Linked DNA regions of Homo sapiens: region 1 is linked to region 2. Evidence: read pairs that join two places in POLR2A ChIA-PET (ENCODE). Cell type or tissue: MCF 10A. All regions are shown on one strand. Each heading gives the region's core, and the rest is flanking DNA. Links, peaks and the distances in the headings are about the cores only. Region 1 has its middle 44 kb from the start of LINC01710. Region 2 has its middle 180 kb from the start of LINC01710.

Region 1 (9,755 bases), core at 649-8,648, 140 kb before region 2:
TAGAGGCCTTCAAGGGTCTTTGGGTAAATAAGGGATCAAGAGAGAAAGAAATCTGGAAACTAGGAAGCAACTCAGGATCTTCCCTTTTGAGTCTGTCTTTTTGAAGGCTTAAGTGTGTAAGACTTTTTTCCTTGTATGGTGCTAGATAGCAATCTATAAAAATACAACCTCCATTCATCCTCAATGTGCTGGTTTTGAGATCTAGCTGTTATTTCAATGAAGGGACTTTATCATGTCCAGGGGTAGGGAAACTGGCAGGATAAGAAGTTTGAGATGAAAGGCATGTGACCATCTCCCTACATCACTGCAGCCATCCCTCTCCCAGACCCTTGAGTAGTGAGGATAGAGGTGACAGGATAGGCTCAGGATAGAGATGACAGGATGAACAAACCAGTGACAACAGATCATGGTCTTTCTGGAGAGGCAGTAGGATCCATTTCCTTTTTTTCTGATTGCCTGCTCCAAAAAATACCTTAGAGAAAAAGGGAAGCTGTATCACTTTGCCACCCCTGGGTAGTAGGGGAAAATTACTGTAAACTGATCATTTGAGAAATGCCAAAAATAAGTGAACATCGTCACAAAAATCACAAGCTTCCAACACAGCCTTTAGATGATTTTTTTATGGCAATTAAATATTTTGGGTTGGGCACAGTGGTGGCTCATGCCTGCAATCCCAGCACTTTGGGAGGCTGAAGTGGGAGAATTGCCTGAGCCCAGGAGTTGAAGACCAGCCTGGGTAACATGGGGAAACCCCATCTCTACAGAAAATTAATAAATTTTCTCCACATGGTGGCGTGTGCCTGTGTTCCCAGCTACTTGGGAGGCTGAGGCAGGAGGATTGCTTGAATCCAGGAGGTTGGGGCTGCAGTGAGTCATGCTCTCACCACTGCACTCCAGCCTAGGCAACAGAGTGAGACCTTGTCTCAAAAAAAAAAAAAAAAGTTAGAAAAAATAAATAATAAATAAATAAGTAAACATTTTGTATTAACATCATGCTGACCTTTTTCTCATTATTGATTATTTAGCTCCTTTTCCTTGAAAAACTATTTTGGTGAATTCTGTCATTCATATAAAAAAATTCTGAATGCTTAGTAGTAAGTAGTGCATGACTTTATTTTTTAATTTTCCCAGGAGTACATTTGGAATCACAGTATTTCAAGCTAGAAGAGAGGTTGGAGGTTGTATAGTGATAGCAAAGCCTTTTATATGAGGTAACAGAGGCCCTGAAAGTCAAGGATATTATCCAAGGAAATGCTGAGTCACACTTTCTTTTCAGACAATGACTTTCTGATCTGTGTGTTCATTTCCCATTTAAGAATAAATCTCTCATAAAAGGAGTAATATAATCAACTTGGGTTTCGAATCAATGAAACCACTAATATTCTTATATATTATTCCAAGTAGAAACATTTAATGTAATCATACTTGCTGTTGTGAAAACAAACTCTATTTCATTGTTTGTGTAACTTAAATTTCCTACATGACCCATCAAAAATGAATTAATTGGATTTGGCATGTGAAGCTTAGGAAGGATTTTAGAAAAGCTTTCTTATTATTCCCTGCTCATTTTCCACCTAAGAGTTTTTTTCTCAAACAGATGTACACATTTCACATGCAAACCACATGTAAATACATTTAATAGAATTCAGAGCAAGTTTAAAAACATTTCAAAGTGTTTCAAAGCAGACTCACTCCTAGTCTATATCAAATATCACCAATAATTCAATAACCCAGGAAAAGAAATGCCACCAAAAATCTGCAAATTGGAAGGAAAAAAGATGCCGACAAAAGTCATTGTTTTGGAAGCTCATAGTACCAGAAGAAAGCTGAGCAATTGGTTTAGCCCATCCTCTTGTCTTTAGGCAAAAGTGCCCTAAATAGTCTGTACAAAATGGTCAACGTTTTCCCAGGTAACCTACTTCAATGAACAGTATTTGACACCAATGACAGAGAAGAAACCTTTTTAAATACTCACTATAGCGCATATACTTGACACATTTACATTTCTGAACGAGTTTCTAAATGATACCTGCAAACTATATGTAAGAGAAACAGCAAGACAAGATCATCAACAAAAATACTAAAATGCAGCCATCGTCAAGTTGAAAATAATGTGTGCCATTCAGCTTAGGGTATGCTCAGAACAGCAGCTCAGCTGTGGAAATAGTCACAGTTGCAAATGACTTGATGGACGCAGAAATCATTTAGGACCATTAATAATATTTGAAACATTTAGGTCAACATTTCTCAAAAGTCATTAAAGCAAAGTTCTCAAAAACTAATACTTCTGTCAATCATGGTTATTATTTAACATATTATTCTGATTACTTATGTCTTCATTCTAACAAACTTGTTTTCAAATATGTTGAAAGCATGTCTAAAGTATAGTTCGTGTTGAATTGCTTTAGTACTCTTAATACATCTCTAAACCATTATATTATTTGCAAATAGATGCACTGTATTTGAATGAGAATTGTTATATAGATGTGTATGCTGGTGAACAGGGAAGGTATTAAAAACACTACAGAAGAATGTGGTAGGTTGCTTTTTAGAAATATTTTAGTAAATTTTTCAGAAAAAAGTATATAATTTAACTATTGAGCTAATTCGATTTCCTCTGTATTTTCTTAAACTCACTTGTTTTCATATTAATTTTTAAAAACAAATTTTATGTATTTTGTGATTTTATGTATTTTGATTCTGTGAGATCAAAGTATATTTGTAAGAGCTTGATTCTTGTGCCTGATCCTTCATGATAAATATAATCACTAGGAAGATAAGAGAGAGGAAAAAATGAGAACAGTAAATGCAGGCATTTTAAATTTATTAATGTTAACTTCAAATCCATGCTAAGGCTGAACATGTGTAATAAGAAATGAGAATAGTTGCAAGTATCAATTAAGTTGCAATTCTAAATTTCAAAAACTGAATTTGAATCATGCTGATCAACAGAATTAATGAAGGGCATGGGTGTGTGAACCAATTTGGCTTCAAGAAAAAGACTATATTTGCTTGGTGTTCTGATTTAAACTGTCTATTTCCTTTATATTTAACAACTATTAACAAGTTTATATGTTATCTGACAGAGTAACAGACTTACAAATGGAATATTATTACTTCAAGCAAGAGAAATTTGTTAGTGTGATACAATCATTTGATGAATTGAGGATGTATCAAAAACATAATTGCTCTGTTGTAACATTCATTTCCCTCAATTACACATTGGTGTGTCTTAATGGTAATGACAGATATAAAATTATGTCTGTTCACCACTTAAAACTAAGTTTTTATTGCTTCTTTGCTAAGCTTTTAATAGAGCCAAACACACTAATACATTGTGGGTGGCTCAGCTTAAGAGTGATCTCACAGTATATTTGTGTTAAACCCAGAGAAATATTGCAGTGTTAATCAACTCATAAAGATGATAACTAATTTACGTTGTAGAAATCTAAGGTGTAACCCCAATTATACTTTGTTTTCCTAATTTTTTCAGAGCTAGAACTATCAGGCAACATATAAATTTATCTCCTAGATTCCTGAACTAAGCTTTCCAGGGAGCTTTCTCAGCATCTGCCTCCATGCCCTCCCTGTTCATCCTTCGTTACTCTCTCAGGAATCCCTAGTCCATTTAGGGACATGATAACTAAGGAGAGAAAGCTAAGGATACCAAACTAGCTCAACATAAATTAAAGGTATAAACTATTACCTAAAGTGAAACTTTCTAGAGGCTGCAAAAAAAAAAAAAAAATCCACTGTCTTTACTGTATTAGATACATGAGGTCCTTAAATTAATTTGGGAGTGTTTGTATCAGATAAATTAGCTAACCTCCAACTTGCTCATTTATGTGGTGTTTCTTAAGACGGTGCAGCTTAAATGGAATGCTAGTTGTGCTTTAGTCTTTTCTTTCTCACATAGCATTAGGGAGAAAACTGTTTCAATATTTCCCTCCTTTTGCCTTGCTAAGAAAGCGTTGTCCATATGAAAATAGCTTTTTCTACATAGAAGCAAGAATATTAATTTTAAACATTTACAACTATTAAGGTTTAGAGATACGATTGCTTTTCAAAGGAGGAAAGAACACAAATATGTATTTTGGACTTGGTGTGATCTAATGATAGGTGATCTGCACATACTGTCGCATCTGATTCTTGTGACAATTCTCTGAGGCTGGCATTGTTATTATACTTACCTTTTACAAATGAGTAAACTGAAGATAGTAGAGTAGCCAATTGTCAGAGCAAATGCTGGCCTGTCTTTCAAGCCCAGTATTTTCCACCAACGTTAATGTTTCAGGTTTCTACATGAAGGTTCCTTTTCTTTCAATTCAGTCAGTAATTTCATCGCTTTTTGGAATTATTTCATTTTACAGTGATTTTTTTCTATACTCAGACTAAGTTTACAAAAGTGTTTTACATATTCATTTATTTATTCAAAAAGTATTTATTACATCATATCTATTTATTATATCTCGGATATGCCAGGCACTGTGTTAAATGTTAAGGAATTCAAGGAAATAGCCTCTTTTCTACCTGTAAGTTGCCTGTATTCTGGTAAAGAAGCCAAACATGTCCCCGGATCACTGCCGTGAGACTCCGTGAGGGCGGCCGAGCGCCTGTGTAGGAAGCTAGCTCTGGCGGAACAGTGTTTCAAGTATGTCCCTATTGGATTACTGATTCTGGGAAATTCTAACCCAGCTCCTGTGCATACTCCTAAACCTCAGACTTCTGCTCTTTCCCTCATAACCCATTTTCTGCTCTACAAACTGTTAGCTTCCTTTGCCAAGGAAAGGACAGTGGTCTAGACGTCAAGGAGCCAACATTGTGGTTAGAAATCAATCTCTGTTTCCCTGGCTTTGAATTACTATATGACTTCAGGCTTCCCATTTAACCTTTGCTGGCCGTGGTTATTTATTTGCACAATACAGGTAATAGCTACCTTATGAGTTGCTGTAGGGCTTCATTAGTTAATGTTTACAACATCTTTGAAAATATAGCATGAAAGCTACTAAGTAAGCGCAAATTATTATTATTATTATTAACATTATAATCATCATCAATCTATTTCGTATATAGCCAAAGGCTGTCTGCAAGAAGTGAATCATGATGGTTCTCTACAAGCCTGGCTCCATCTTCCAGGCTTGATTGCTAGATCCAAAGGCCCGAACCCAATGACAGGCATAGCAATTTAAATAAGTTATTTCTGTGCGTGTAAAAAGACAAATCATCTCACATTCCCACTTCTTGACTCTGTTGCTAGTTGCTCAACCTTCCTCCTGATCGTCATATAATCATCTCTGTGTATATAAAACATGTAGAAACTCTCCTAGCCAACTGACAATTATCTGGATCCCCTAGACAGCCCTGACATCTTATTCCTCTATTGTGTAAAGCAGGAAACTGAGACCACAGAAAGTGAGTCATAGATTTGAGTTCAAAGTTTGAATGAGCCCACTCTTTGTTTAGCAGTTGAGACTGCGCCTATATGCACAAGCATATTTGGAAAGAGAAACTTTACATTAAGCCACATAAATATCATTTTGATTATAGTTATTTAATAGCTGATTACTAAATAATTATTCAGCCTATTTAAATTTGCTGTTTCTAAGAGTGCTGATAATGACAAAAAGGCAGTTATTTTAAATAGGGAAAAATTCATTTTTAATAATGGATTTCTCTCTGCCTAAAAAAAGTCTCTTTTGCCCTTGTTTCCTGGTCTACTCTGACATATTTTTCATAACCCACATAAAACTTTTGCTCATTTTGGAAACTTCTGTAACTCCCTTTAGACTGTGGTGAATTTCCCTCCCTTGAATGTGTGATGCCTGATTATATGATTTATTTGGTAATTATTTATTTCTCTTTGGCATATCCCATTGTTTTCATTTGCAACTTTTCAAATATCTACACAGTATCTTCTTTTTACAATTAAATTACACAGCCTTTTGTGGGTAACACAGAAGGAGTGTTCATCTTTATAATCCCTGAGATGCTTAGGTTAGATTATTGGAAGTGGGATTCAATAAACATTTGTTTCTTCTTTTTTGTTCAAATATATTTGGGAGACCATTTTATATTGCCATTGAATATGATGGAAAGCTGCTACACCCTTTCCCTCTGATCCTGGGCACATAGGTAGACTACACTTCCCAGCCTCTCTTGCAGTTGAAGTGGGCCACGTGATTGAGTTTGGTCAATGTGAATGGTAGACATCATGCATGCCACTGCCTGAACTGGCCTATTAAAATATTCAGCACAATCCTCCCTGCCTGCACATGCTCTTTACTCACTAACAAGCTGAATGGAGAGAAAACCAAAACCCGAAACAAAACCCAAGGACTTAGAGAAAGGCAAAGTCACAGATAGAAAGATCCCAAGTCCATATGCCACCACTTGGAGAAGAGCTTTCCAAGAGAATTAAGTCACCAGGAAAATCCATGGACGTCTGTTGGGTGAGTAAGAAATAAGAAATAAAATAAATCACTGAAATTTGGGGATTGTTACAGAAGCATAAATTGACTTATAAAACATCTCACAATCATCTTATCCTTAATATATTCAAAATAGAATTCTTATTTCCTTTCTTCTGTATTCCTCAAATCCAGTGCTTCAGCAAGTCTTATCCAAACTCCCTTCAAAATGTATCTCAGTACCCATCAAATCATTCAATTTCTCTCTCTTTTTCTGCATCGTCAGCATGAGTTTGCTCCTGGGCTCTGTGATAGCCTTTAAACTGCTCCTGCTGCTTCCATTCTTACCCTTCTCTCTTCAATTTACCCTCTACACATCAACCAAAACCATTTTGAAAAAACACTACTTAAACCACACCATTCCCTTATTTTAAATCCTTCAATAGCTTATCATTGCATCAAGAACAAAATCCATACTCCTAACCTTGGCCTGCAAGATCCTGCACACTCTGGCCCCAGCCTAGCTCACCACCTTATCTCAGGCTCCTTTTCCAAAAGCCTGCAAAGTCTAGTCACTTGGAATTCTTTTAGCTTCTCTCACAATCTAAAATTTTATCTCCTCCAGGATGTTCACCTTGAAGGTTGTTCTCCTTTCTCTTCACATGGCCAGCTCCTGGCTACCTTTCATATCACTGATTAGACATCCCTTCTTCAGAGAAGTTCTCTCAGATCACCATATTTAAGAAAACTATCTACCTTTTTTTATCCTTTATTGCAATATCTTGATCTTTTCCATATTAGCAATTACCAGAATTTTAAATTATACTTTTATGCAGCAGATATGAACTTCAGGTCACATGTTGAGAAGTGTACATGTAGTCCTATTTCACATAAAAGGATGAAACTTCCTTTTCTGTACTATTTCAAGACCTCATTCCATTTGTTTATTGATTAGGACATAGGTTTCAGATGCTGTAACAACAAATAAAATGAAACAGTAGCTAAAATATCTTTGTTAAATGTACTGCATCTTCTATATTAAAAGTGTATTTCTTTCTCCCTTAACTGTCAGAGGGTAAGCAGTCCATGGCTGATAAAGGCAGTTTTGAAGTGTCAAGGAAGCAGGCTCTTTTTATGTGGTCAGTCTGTCATTCTTAACATGAAGCTTCCATACCTCGGTATAAGATGCAAGATTCACTGTAATTTAGTGTGGTGGTTAAGAGCAGTGCACGGTTGAGGTAAACAGCTGGGTCGAAAGCAGCTCTTAGATGTCAATTATCATGGCCAGTGAATGCCCTTATATAAACAAGGTCGTTAATTGTTTCTAAAGGAGGTAAGATTGTGAGAAGACATGCATCCTCTTTTGATAAAAGACATGGAAAAGGATGAAAAAATGAAGAGGCTAAGTATACAGCATTGTTTGAAAACCCAGTCTTTGTTTTATCCTTCTTGATTTGGATATATAGTAAACATATTTCAAATGCTCATAAAAAGTAAATGGTTACAAAAGAAATTAAGTTAGATGTGGTTTACTTTAAAGAAAATCTCAGGAAGTAATGTAGAGGAGGGTATACTTTCAAACTCATTTTATAAGTCTAGCAGTACTCTGATAGAAAAGCCAGACAAGGCCATTACTAGAAAAGAAAATTACAGGAGAGTATCTCTCATGAACATACATGTAGAAATCTTCAAGAAAATACTAGCAAACTGTATTGAATAGCACATTAAAAGGATCACGTATCATAATCAAGTGGGATTTATCCCACGGATGCAAGGACGGATCAATATACACAAATTAGTAAATGTGATACACCACATTAACAGAATGAAAGACAAACACTTGATGATCATCTCAACAGACACAGAAAATGCATTTGACAAAACTCAACATTGTTTCATGATAAAAGCTCTCAACAAATTAGGTATGGAAGGAATGTACCTCAATGCAATAATGGCCGTATATAACAAACGCACAGCTAACCTCATACTCAATGGGGAAAAGTTGAAAGGTTTTCTTCAACATCAGGAACAAGATAGGGATGCCCACTCTCACCACTTCTATTTAACATACTATTGGAAGTCCTAGCCAGAGCAATTAGGCAAGAGAAAGAAATAGAAGACATCTGAATTGAAAAGAAAAAAGCTAAATTGTCTGTGTTTACAGGTAACATGATTTTATATATAGAAAATCCTAAAGATGCCATCAGAAAGCCATTAAAACTAATAAAGTTTTAGACTACCAAATTGACATACAAAAATTAGTAGTATTTCCATACATAAAAATGAACTATCCAAAAAAATCAAGAAAACAATCCATTAACAAAAGTTACAAAAAATAATAAAATCTTAGCAATAAATTTCACCAAGGAGATGAAGGATTTGTACACTGAAAATTATAAAACAAAATAAATGAAGAATAAAAATGGAAGAAAATATAAATAAACAGGAAAATATCCCACATTCATGAATTGGAAGAATTAATATTGTTAAAATGCCCATACTATCCAAAACAATGTACAAAATTAAGGCAATTCTTATCAAAATTTGAATGATATTTTTCACAGAAATAGAAAAAAAAAACTAACATTCTAACGGAACCATAAAAAATACCTGAATAGCCAAAGTAATATTGAGCAAAAAGAACAAAGCTGGAGGCATCACACAACCTCACTTCAAAATATACTGCAAGGTTATTGTAATCAACACAGCATTGAACTGGCATAAAAATAGGCACATACACAAATGAAAGAAAAAAGAGAGCCAAGAAGTAAATTTATGAATTTGTAGTCAGTTAATTCTTGACAAGGTGCCAAGAATACACAATGGGGAAAGGGCAGTCTCCTCAATAAATGGTATTGGAGAAACTGGAGATCCACATGTAAAAGAATGAAATCGGATCCTTATCTCACACCATATACAAAAATTAACTCAAAATTGATTAAGACTTAAATATAAGACCCGAACCTGTAGAACTAGTAAAAGAAAACATAGGAGAAAAGCTCAATGACATTCATCTGGGCAATGTTTTGGATATGACCCCAAATGCACAGGAAACAAAAGTGGAAATAGACAAATGGGATTACCTCAAACTGAAAAGCTTCTGTACAATAAAAAATCAACAGAGTGAAGAGATAATCTACAGAATGGGAGAAAATATTTGCAATCCCTACATGTGATGAGGGGTTAATATCCAAAATATATAAGAAACTCCTACAACTCAATAGCAAGAAATTACATCACCTAATTTACAAATAAGGAGAGGATCTAAATAGACATTATTCCAACAAAGACACACAAATACTGAAGAGGTTCATGAAAAAATGCTCAATATTACTAATCATCAGAGAA
Region 2 (9,755 bases), core at 968-8,967:
CCAACATTGGGGATTACAGTTCAACATGGGATTTGGGTGGGGATACAAATCCATAGCCTATCACAGCTTCTCTGCATGTTTGAAAATGATTTCAGAGTAAAATATTTGGAAGTGGAGATGAGGCAAAGGAAAGAGTGCCATCAACAAATGAATGTTCCTTCTTCACTGGAGGCATGGCATAGCTTTAGTTTCACCTTACCTAAATTCCCCTGGAGAACCCACTTAACATCTTTGTAGCTTCCGTTTCTTTGGTTCTTTTTAAGTGTATATCCTTATGAAGTTCATGTTTACAGACATATTTGGCATCCTGACTTTTTAAGAAGCATTGTAAGGAGCAATGACCAATCCTGAAATGAGCCTCCTTACTTGGGGTTGCTTACAGATTCATCTTGGTGAAATGCCAGAAAGAACCTTCAAGAATATTCCTTAGCGTAAAAATCTATCCTCAAAGTCACTTCCGTAGTCACACCTTTCATGCTTTAATTCTAAATCTGGTAGTCCTGGGCTGTGTCACACCACCAAGACTCTCTGAACTTCAGTGTTTTCATTTACAAGGTGGCGATTATGCTGGCTGCCCAGCTCGCTACATGTGGCTTCTGTGCACCCAATGAGAGATGCATGAGAATGTGATCTGAAATCTGCCAAGCACACACAGATTTAATGATTATTTAATCAGGCGCCTCAATAAGAATAAGCAGAGTTTCTCATTTTACATGGTCACATTTCTAGCACCACATTCAGCCTATAAAACTTTGTTTTAAATGTTTCCTGGAATTCAAAATATCTCACTACAAAGTATTTATAACTTTTATTATTTTTTATTTTTTTCTTCATGACAATGGCAATGTCTAATGTGTTCTTACCTACTTCATATTCTTGGAGTGTTCTCACAGTGTCCTCCAGAAATGGGAATAGTTGTGTCCTTTTTTTGGTGGGGGAGGGTCCATTTTTGAGTTAAAGAGCAGAAAGAGTTTCATAAGGTGCATCACAGAACACTGTAGTGAAGGAGCTGGTCTTAACACCTAATGGTTTCCTCTTTTTACTACAGGCTGTGATGTCTACATTGGATACATCTGCACAAATAGGCAAGTTGATCTTGTAACTTTTCCAAGATCACTGTGATTTTGTCAGGGGCAGGGTGGGGACATTGAGAGATGCCTTTTAAAGCAGCTGGTTTGAATCTCTGGGGTCCCCGTTGCCAGAGTCTGTCCCTTTCTTGCTGTGTGGTGTTGTGCAATAGCCTCCCCTCAGCCCCACACGCAGACACCAGCTGGGCAAGGGGAGGAGTGGAAAGAGGGTGGAGAGCGTGGAATCCAAGCCAAGGGGGTGTCAAATAACAAAACCAACTGACCCAACTAGTGCATCATAGAAAAGAACATTTTGGACTTCCTTTAACATGACTGAATAGTATATATCATTTTAAAAGAAGTATTTCAGTTAATTCGCTATTGGGCTAATGTTTGTTTGAGGGTTATGGTACTGCTTCCCTTCCTATTATTTCCAAACTAATTTATTTTAGTAGTACATGTTTGCCATTTTATAAACTAGGCACTTATGAATACAGGCCCTTGTTTATCTGAGTGCTAATAGAGATTCTTGACCATTGTAGATGATCAATAAATGTTTCATGATGATGATGATGATAAATTTTATGAAATATTTTCTTATTCTATGTGATTGTGATGAAAATTTCCCAATTTAATATTACTTATGGAGTGGACTTCAAGAATCAGATTACCACAATGACTATACCTGAGACTTGTGGTTGAATTATTAGAATAGATACATGTCCTTTATTAATCAAATATTTACAACTTGAACCAAAACTAACAAAGGATTATTTTATTTTTGTAAGGATCCTTTTACCCAATTTCTGATTGATTTCAATGTGTATAATATCCTTTTCACTCTTTCTCATCCAAAATCCTGTATCAAGAAAATAATCATTGAAATGTAACTTAACCTATAAAGAAGAAAATATCCTTTTTATAAAAATTCATAGTTTTCATCATATGAGTCTCCAATTCCAATCAGTCTGCTTTATAAAGATTTACAAGATTTATAATATTGGTGTTTTTTAAAGTTAAACACATTTTTATCATTGATTACTTACATCTGGCCACATGCAGTTTCATTTAAACTATAGGCTTTATGTGATGACTTCAGAATTCTAAAGTATAAACCAGAGTATCTATCAAAATAACAACCAATGGGCAGGAAAATCTTTATATGCCTTACAAATCCAAGTCAAATGGTAATAATACTATGTACACTATACTATGTCTAGTACTTTGAAATTTGTTAAGTAGATATTTTGAATTTCAGGGACAGTCTCAACTTCATATCATTTATTTTCATAAGTAAATGAAACTTATTAACTATAGTTTTAAAAAATGTTAATATAATTGTTTTTTTAAGTTACAAAGAATTCCTTGTTATATAGTGTCTCCATTTGTTGGTTTAGAAAAGATGATCATTGTATTAAAAAACCATTTGCAAAGCAATTCCATTTTCATTTTAATCTCCAAGATAATGATTCTGTTTTCCTCCTCAGACCCTTGGATCTTATCCTCTGCCCCTCACACACACAGCAGAAAAGAATGTTAAGTTCTTTATGCTTTAAATGAATTAGTTCAACTTTAAGATCTCTTGGGATTATTTGAATGGACCCTTGGAAACACTAGGGCTTTCCTGAGACCTACTACTATATTGTGAAGGAAATCATGCTTTACCTAGTGTAAGTGTAGCCCTGCTACCTGAGTCTCTGGATCAGAGTGGCATCTCCTCACCCGTGGATGTTCCTCCTAATCAATCATGACTCTTTCCCACTGAGCCCAGACAGACTCTTACAATTCTTCTTACCTCAGCACCCTAGTCAGTCAATACTGACTGATTGAGGATCACAAGCACGACAAAATTTATTTTCCTCTTCATTGGTACACTAAAGACTTGTAAGAATATTTGGCCTAAATTTCTGATACCTGGCCAAGAAAAGCTAAGTTAGCACCCAAAGAGATTTAGCAGTTTTGCTGAATATATTTTTGAATGGCAGAAGAAAAGAGCAATAAAGCGTAGCAAAAGGTAAATAAATCCTCATTGCCCCAATGTAAATGGCAGGAATGGGTGCATTGGGCTGGCTTGGCATTTACTGTGGCACCCAGGATTTATCTGTGACTCAATACAGGCCAAGCAAAACTGATTATTTAGATCTAACCCATTAGGATCTTTAGTTAACTGAAAAGTTCCTATAATCTCCTTACAGAAGCAATGGGAGCCATTAGAAAACTAATTGATGCCAGGAACGTGGTAACAAAACAAGTGGCGATCAAAAATTATATCATGGGGTTATAATATTTTTCCTCTAAACCTTTACCCATAGTTCTCAAGTGTCTTTACCTTTAGTTTCTCCAAGCTTTCCTCTCCTGTATCCCACCCTAGATTGGCCTTTCTATCCATCATTTCACCACATTTCTTTTATACTCCATCAAGACCCTGGTTGGTAAAACTGAAACCCCTTAGCTGGTTTTTCAAGGTTCTCCACCATCCAACTGAAACATACTTTTATTGTCCTAAACACTGTCCTCCAGATGCGCCTTGTGCTTTTCTACCTGAATGCCTTTACTCATCTCATTTCTCATGCCTGAAAGGCCTTACCACTTTATTCTTTTCAAATGCTATTCATCATTCAAGGTCCAAAGCAAATCCCACCTTGTCCACAAAACCTTTCTAGAAGACCACAGGCTATAGTGTTCTCTCTCGCTGAGCCCAATATATTTAATATGGTTGCCCCCAATTTCTTCATACTAATTGTTAAGAATTCAGGAAGTTCCACAATTATGTCATGCCCTGACTCTAGGGGATGACAAAAGCTAAGCAGTTAGAGATCCAGGCATGATAATTCATGTCCATGTAGCTGGAGCTTGTTTGTAACTCAAAGAAAATTTTTGAACCTTTTCTTCTTTCAGAAGTGAGCTTGTTGTTTCCACCATTGAAAGAGACCAGGCTTAGCACTGGAATCACACTTAGTTACCAGTCTATATAGAATTCATTTTTCCAGCTAGAACCACAAGTGCAGCTAGAGCGAAGTTTTACCTGCTGCAGTCATAACACTTTGAAAGATTTGTAATGGTACAGGACTGCGGAGTAAACAGTTTGAACTAGAATGCTATTGTTTAGTTCTAGACTCTTTCGCCTGCTCCATCTTGTTGTCTGAGAACTTATCATAAACCTATGTTATCAGTCATCATATATTTCCTTGAAAGAATACCACATAAGAATAGGCTGAGTATTTGTCTCCTATAGTTTCTTTGTGGCAAGCGATGGAGACTAACTCTAAGTTAAAAGCAAAAGAAAATTTGTTGGAAGGATAGGAAGTAGGACATCCATCTACTGGAGAGAACACCAAATAAACAAACTCAAAAAGGACAAAAAAATATAGTCCAACTCTGAGATTCTATGTAGCAAAAACTATTGCTAAAGTTCTCTGGGCACCACCACTGTGTTGAGATAGCACAAATCATTTTTATTTCATTTTTGTTTCACTCCGTTTTCAAAGCCCTAAGAGGAAAAGCCCAGTAGTATCACTGTAGGTCACTTGCTCAGCCTTGCATATCCTGATTCAGAGTCTCATCAATGTAGTGCTCAATGGCAGAGAAATCATTCTCCACAATCAAATATGGGCGATCTTGTCACAATAAGAGAGGATGGGTGCTGGAAAGGAAACACTAACACATGATCATAAGAATTTGGAAGAATTTTCCAGGAGAAGAAGTTGGCAAGCTACTGGAATGTATTGTGTGAATGTATTGGCTCTTCGGGAAATTTCAATATATAAAATACATATATTTTTTAATTTTCCAAGACAATAAATTTACTTGGGGCTGACAGAATGACCAGCTGACCTGTTGAATGCCTTTTTCTGACTCCAGTTCTAAGCTCTTTAAAGTCTCTTTTAGCTATCTCTGCTCACTTGTAACCCAGCTAAATTTCCAGTGGCCTTTTCTTTCTTTAGGTCAGGCTGGATTTACCATTCCCCTTCCATTAACCTTTTAGTTCATCTGCTCCTTGTGTCTGTCATCAGCTGTAGGAGATGCTGATTATGTTGGGAGCCTCTGGAAAAGGGGATGAGACAGAGAAGCACCAGAAGATAAGGAGACCAACAAGAAAAAGATTAAAAACCTCTCAGCACTAAGTAGTTAGGGCATAGTACTGTTGCAAACCTCTGCAATTGTTGGCTTTGGATGGGGGAGGATGAATCAGTTTAGATAACTCAGGAATGGGCTTGAACCTTTGCCCAGACCTCAGAATGAACCACCAAAAAAAAACCTCAGAGTTTTCCCAAATTAAGACATTGAGAAAAATATTAAAAGTGAGTTTCCCTTTCTTTCCCATATCTGCATCCCTAGGGAATAGCTGGGACCACAAAGCAATTTATTAATAATAACGAATTAGATTTTCAGTATGAATTCCCCTCTGGCCATTTTGATGTGTCAGAAATACTTTACAAATGTTAAGTACAGCAATTAATCTCCTGAAAAAGGGAGGGAGAAGAGTTTTGCCAGCTGTAGATTTTAGTAATTTCATTTAGTTAAGATTTTGCTATTATTTTCTGCTTTAGTATGTTTTCCTGGAAAGTCAGTCATCAAATATTTATTGATTGCCTACAATTTGCCAAGCATTGTGCTTGGTGCTAGGGATGCAGAGTGAGGCCTGTAAACCATGGTGCTCCTCTCCTGTAGCTTCTAGAGAAGTTCACCAGCTAATTTAATGTGTAAATTTCATTTGCTCAAACATCTAGTCACTGAATATAATGCAGAACTTTTTTTTTCCTCCTTTCATATTTTGTGTTTCATTAGGCAGGATGGGCAATAGGGGAATTATAAAATCCGAATAGTTTTTTTTTTTTTTTTTTTGGCATTTGACTTACTTATGGTCTAATTCTCCTTTAACCTCAGTATCAGAAAGCATCATTACCACTACTATTTCCATGATTAGAATTAGTGTGAGTTAATAAGATGACTCCTTCAACTTTTCATTCTTGTTTGAGTGGGCAAATCAGCATATTGAATGTATCCATCTTGACCTGTCTTCATAGAGCTAAAATAGCTTTGAATGATATCTGGAGGAGCTTGAAACATGTCCAGATCCCAGATGATGGCTTTTGGCAGTTGGCACTTACACCTCTCATTTTCTAGTCCAAATGTGGGATGCAAACAATTCTCTTTTGTTCAGATTAAATCCAGCTACTCATATTCTTCCGGACTCTCCTCAGACACTATTCCTATCACCACCTACCTCATCTCATCGAAAAGGGGAAATGTCTCTATAAACTGCTACCAAATGTGAGGTAGCTTGCATTTCCAGCTCAAGAAGCTATTTTCTGTTATGTTAGTTGTATTCTTGGGAAATTATGCCTTGTGGCATAATTAGAGGGATTTTTAGTGGTGACTAAATCAGTCCCTGACTCTGCGAAGGATATATAGTTCATTCTAGAAAGTTGATTGTGTTTTTCTAAGAAACTTCTACAAGCTCCTAGAATTCTATCATAATTAATATGATGTGTTCCTTGTTTAGATCTTACCTGTAATGCTTGAAAGAGTGGCCAAAAATCCCAAAGATAAAGCTAGTATTTGATTTGATTCAATTTCCTGAGTGTTATTTAGGAAATATTTATTATCTTTATGATCAACTCAATTCCCTAATTTGAGGAGCACCTGCTATGCTTTATTCACTGTGGTAGAGCTCTAGGATAGAGAGATGATTTTAGCTGGGAGTCTAGTGGAAAATAAACGTAAACAAATACATAATAATACAAGATAAATGCAACAATATAAATATTTACTCTTCATAGTAGTGGTACAGAAGGAAGAGTAACTAATTCCATTCAGGGAGAAAAGTAAATCAAAGATCTCAGAAGAGAGAAATTTTAAGGAGGTATGTCGATCTTCTATTGCTGCAGAATAAATTGCCCTGGACTCAATGGCCTAAAGCAATACCCATTTATTATCTCACAGTTCAATATTTCAGAAATCCAGGCATGGCTTAGCTAGATCCTCTGTTCGGGGCTTCACAAAGCTATAGTCAACGTGTTGGCTAGGGCAGCAATCTCATCTGAGGCTTTGTTGGCAGAATTCGGTTCCTTGTGATTATGGGATTGAGACCTTTAGCCACATAATTCTTGCCAAATGGTCCTCTCCTAAACATGGCAGTTTGCTTCTTTAAGACCAGGGGTGAAACGTTTGCTGCTGCTGGTTTGGTGCTGCTGCTTCCATCTCTGACTTTTCAACCTTGATTTCAGGGCTCACCTGATTAGGTCAGGCCAGACCCGGAAAATCTTCATTTCTACTAACTTAAAATCAGCTGAGTAGAGACTTTAATTATATCTGTAAACCCCCCCATTTTGCCATATGAAATAATGTAATCACAGGAGTAATATCCTCTCACAGTCACAGGTCTCACCAGCACTCAGTGGGAGGGGATTATATAAGGGTGTGACTTTTTGGGGTCATTTTGGAATTCTGTTTACCACAAGTAGGTTTTGATAGCTAAATAGGATTTTTCCAACTGGACAATGGGTGGAAACATATAGTAGGCTGATACAGCAGAGGTATATGAACATCATGATTTCTTACTTATATTGATTGCTGCAGGAGCCTCCTGTGTTTAATTTCTCAGTTTCCGATTTCTCTCCCTCCTCTTCTGAAGGTCCCTCTCTGCTGTAACCCTTATCATTACTTCATTCCGTCCTCTACTCTCTTAGCAGAACTAATTTTTGTAGTCGTAGATCTGCCCAAGTGACCCCCTTGCTTAAAACTCTTTGATGATTCCATCTGACCTCAAAATCAAAGTCCAAATTCCCAAGCACGGCATTCATGATCTGGCCTTTCTTACCTTGAGTTCAGTTTTATCCCTGTGGTGGTTAATTTTATACGTCAATTTGGCTTAGCACACTTGGTAAAACATTATTCTGGTGGTTTCTGGGAGGAATGCTTTGGAATGAGATTTACATTTAAATTGGCAGACTAAAGCAGATTACCCTCCATAATGTGAGTGGGTCCCATTCAATCAGTTAAAGTCATCACTAGAACAAAAGATTGACTTCCCTCAAGCAAGAAGGAATTCTGCCAAGAGATGGCCTTCAGACTTCAACTGCAATATTGACTCTTCTCTGGGTCGCCACCTGCCAGCCCGCCTTGCAGATTTTTGGACTTTCCAGCCACTATAACCACATTAGCCAGTTCCTTAAAATAAATATTTTTTTAATATACATCCTATTGTTTCTGTTTTTCTGAAGAACTGTGACTTACACAATTTCTCACTTCCTCCATATTCATCAGCAATCTGAACTCTAAAAAACCTTGCTCTCTCTGGCCTCACTAACTTTGTGTACCCTTCTTTCTCTATCTGGAGTTTATTTCCTTATTCTTTCCTCCCTTTGTCTTCATTGAGTTACCAGGTACTCACCACTCAAGACTCAGCTTAGGTGTCACAATGTGAGAAAACTTTTTCTGACTACCCCATCCAATAATCTTGTATAGAGAAATTATTTATTACACTATACTGTCATCCTCTGTTTACTATAAACTGTAACAGTGAACTCCTTGTAGATAATTACCAAGCAATACTGGTCTTCATTTCCCTGACTATATTAGATATTTTATAAATATGAGATATTTAATAAATGGGTGAATAGATAGATTGATGGCAGACATTTTCGATGTGGCTACAATTATTTCAGAAAAGACTGAGTGCAAAGCATAAGGAAGACTAAGCATCAGAGAATAAATCTGGAAAAGGACTCAGGCACTGGTTGAGGAAGGGAATGGGAGACATGTTCCTTGCTGGAAACATGGACACGGCAGTTATTTCAGGAAAGATGTAAATGATCACATTGGCATTCAGAGCGATTTCTCTGGCTGCAGAATGGATGATCCACGGGGCTGAGAGGCACATTAAAATAAGAGATTATTGGAATAGCCAGGCACAATGGCATACATCTATAGTTCCAACTACTCAGGGGGCTTAGGCGGGAGGATTGCTTGGGCCCAGGAGTTCAAGATCAGCCCGAGCAACATAGCAAGAATCAGTCTTTAAAAAAATGTAATAATAAATAAATAAATTGTTGGAGTAGTCCCAGAGAAAAATAAGAGAGTATGAAATCAAAAGTGGCCATAAGAATAAAGAGAAAGGCCACATGTGGAAAGATTTAGGAGGTGTAAGAGAAAGATCTTTGTGTTATACCGGGTGATACAGGAAAGGGAGAGAAGAGAAATCAAGGATAACTTCTAGGTTTTTTACTTGAAAACTAGATGTACCTTAGTGCCACTAACTAAGGTAGAACAAAGGAGGAAAACAGTATTTGAAAACAAAAATAATGAGTTTAGATTTCTAATGTCATTTGAGGTAAACATCCTCAGATGTTACAGTGGATGTGGCAAATTGGACTTAGCATCCATTTCCAGCCCCCCTTTTTTTGATCAGTTTTTCTATACTTCAGAAAGTATACAACTAGAAGTAACATCATGCATACCCCCTTGTATCTGGATGTTAGCTGTAGATATAGACTAGGCTCCACCAAAAATTTGCAGTGACATAGAATCTGCCATGTACAAGCAAGGCCAACACCATCTTCTTGCTGCTTTGGTTGATTTCTGTGAGTGAGCAAGATCATGGAGTTGTGGGTATAATCTGCAGCAGGGTTTCAGTGTCCAGATCCTAGTTTCATGTCTTTCAAGAGGCCATTTATGTAGCAGCTA

Evidence for each region. Peaks named below come from ENCODE experiments on the same cell type or tissue, not always from the same donor. Only the 100,000 strongest peaks of a DNase experiment are listed, where the experiment ranks them.
Region 1: POLR2A ChIA-PET joins it to region 2 with 10 read pairs; 2 of 35 experiments call an interaction of 5 or more read pairs at or near these places.

The regions. Positions count from the first base shown.
Region 1 is chr1:218,870,064-218,879,818 of GRCh38, reverse strand. It overlaps the pseudogene NXNP1. Among named protein-coding and RNA genes, the nearest start is that of LINC01710, 44 kb to the left of the region's middle. In MCF 10A, for the core only: no CTCF peak of the experiment used is centred there; DNase peaks (open chromatin) are centred at 1,258 and 5,338.
Region 2 is chr1:218,731,124-218,740,878 of GRCh38, reverse strand. No RefSeq gene overlaps it. Among named protein-coding and RNA genes, the nearest start is that of LINC01710, 180 kb to the left of the region's middle. In MCF 10A, for the core only: no CTCF peak of the experiment used is centred there; no DNase peak of the experiment used is centred there.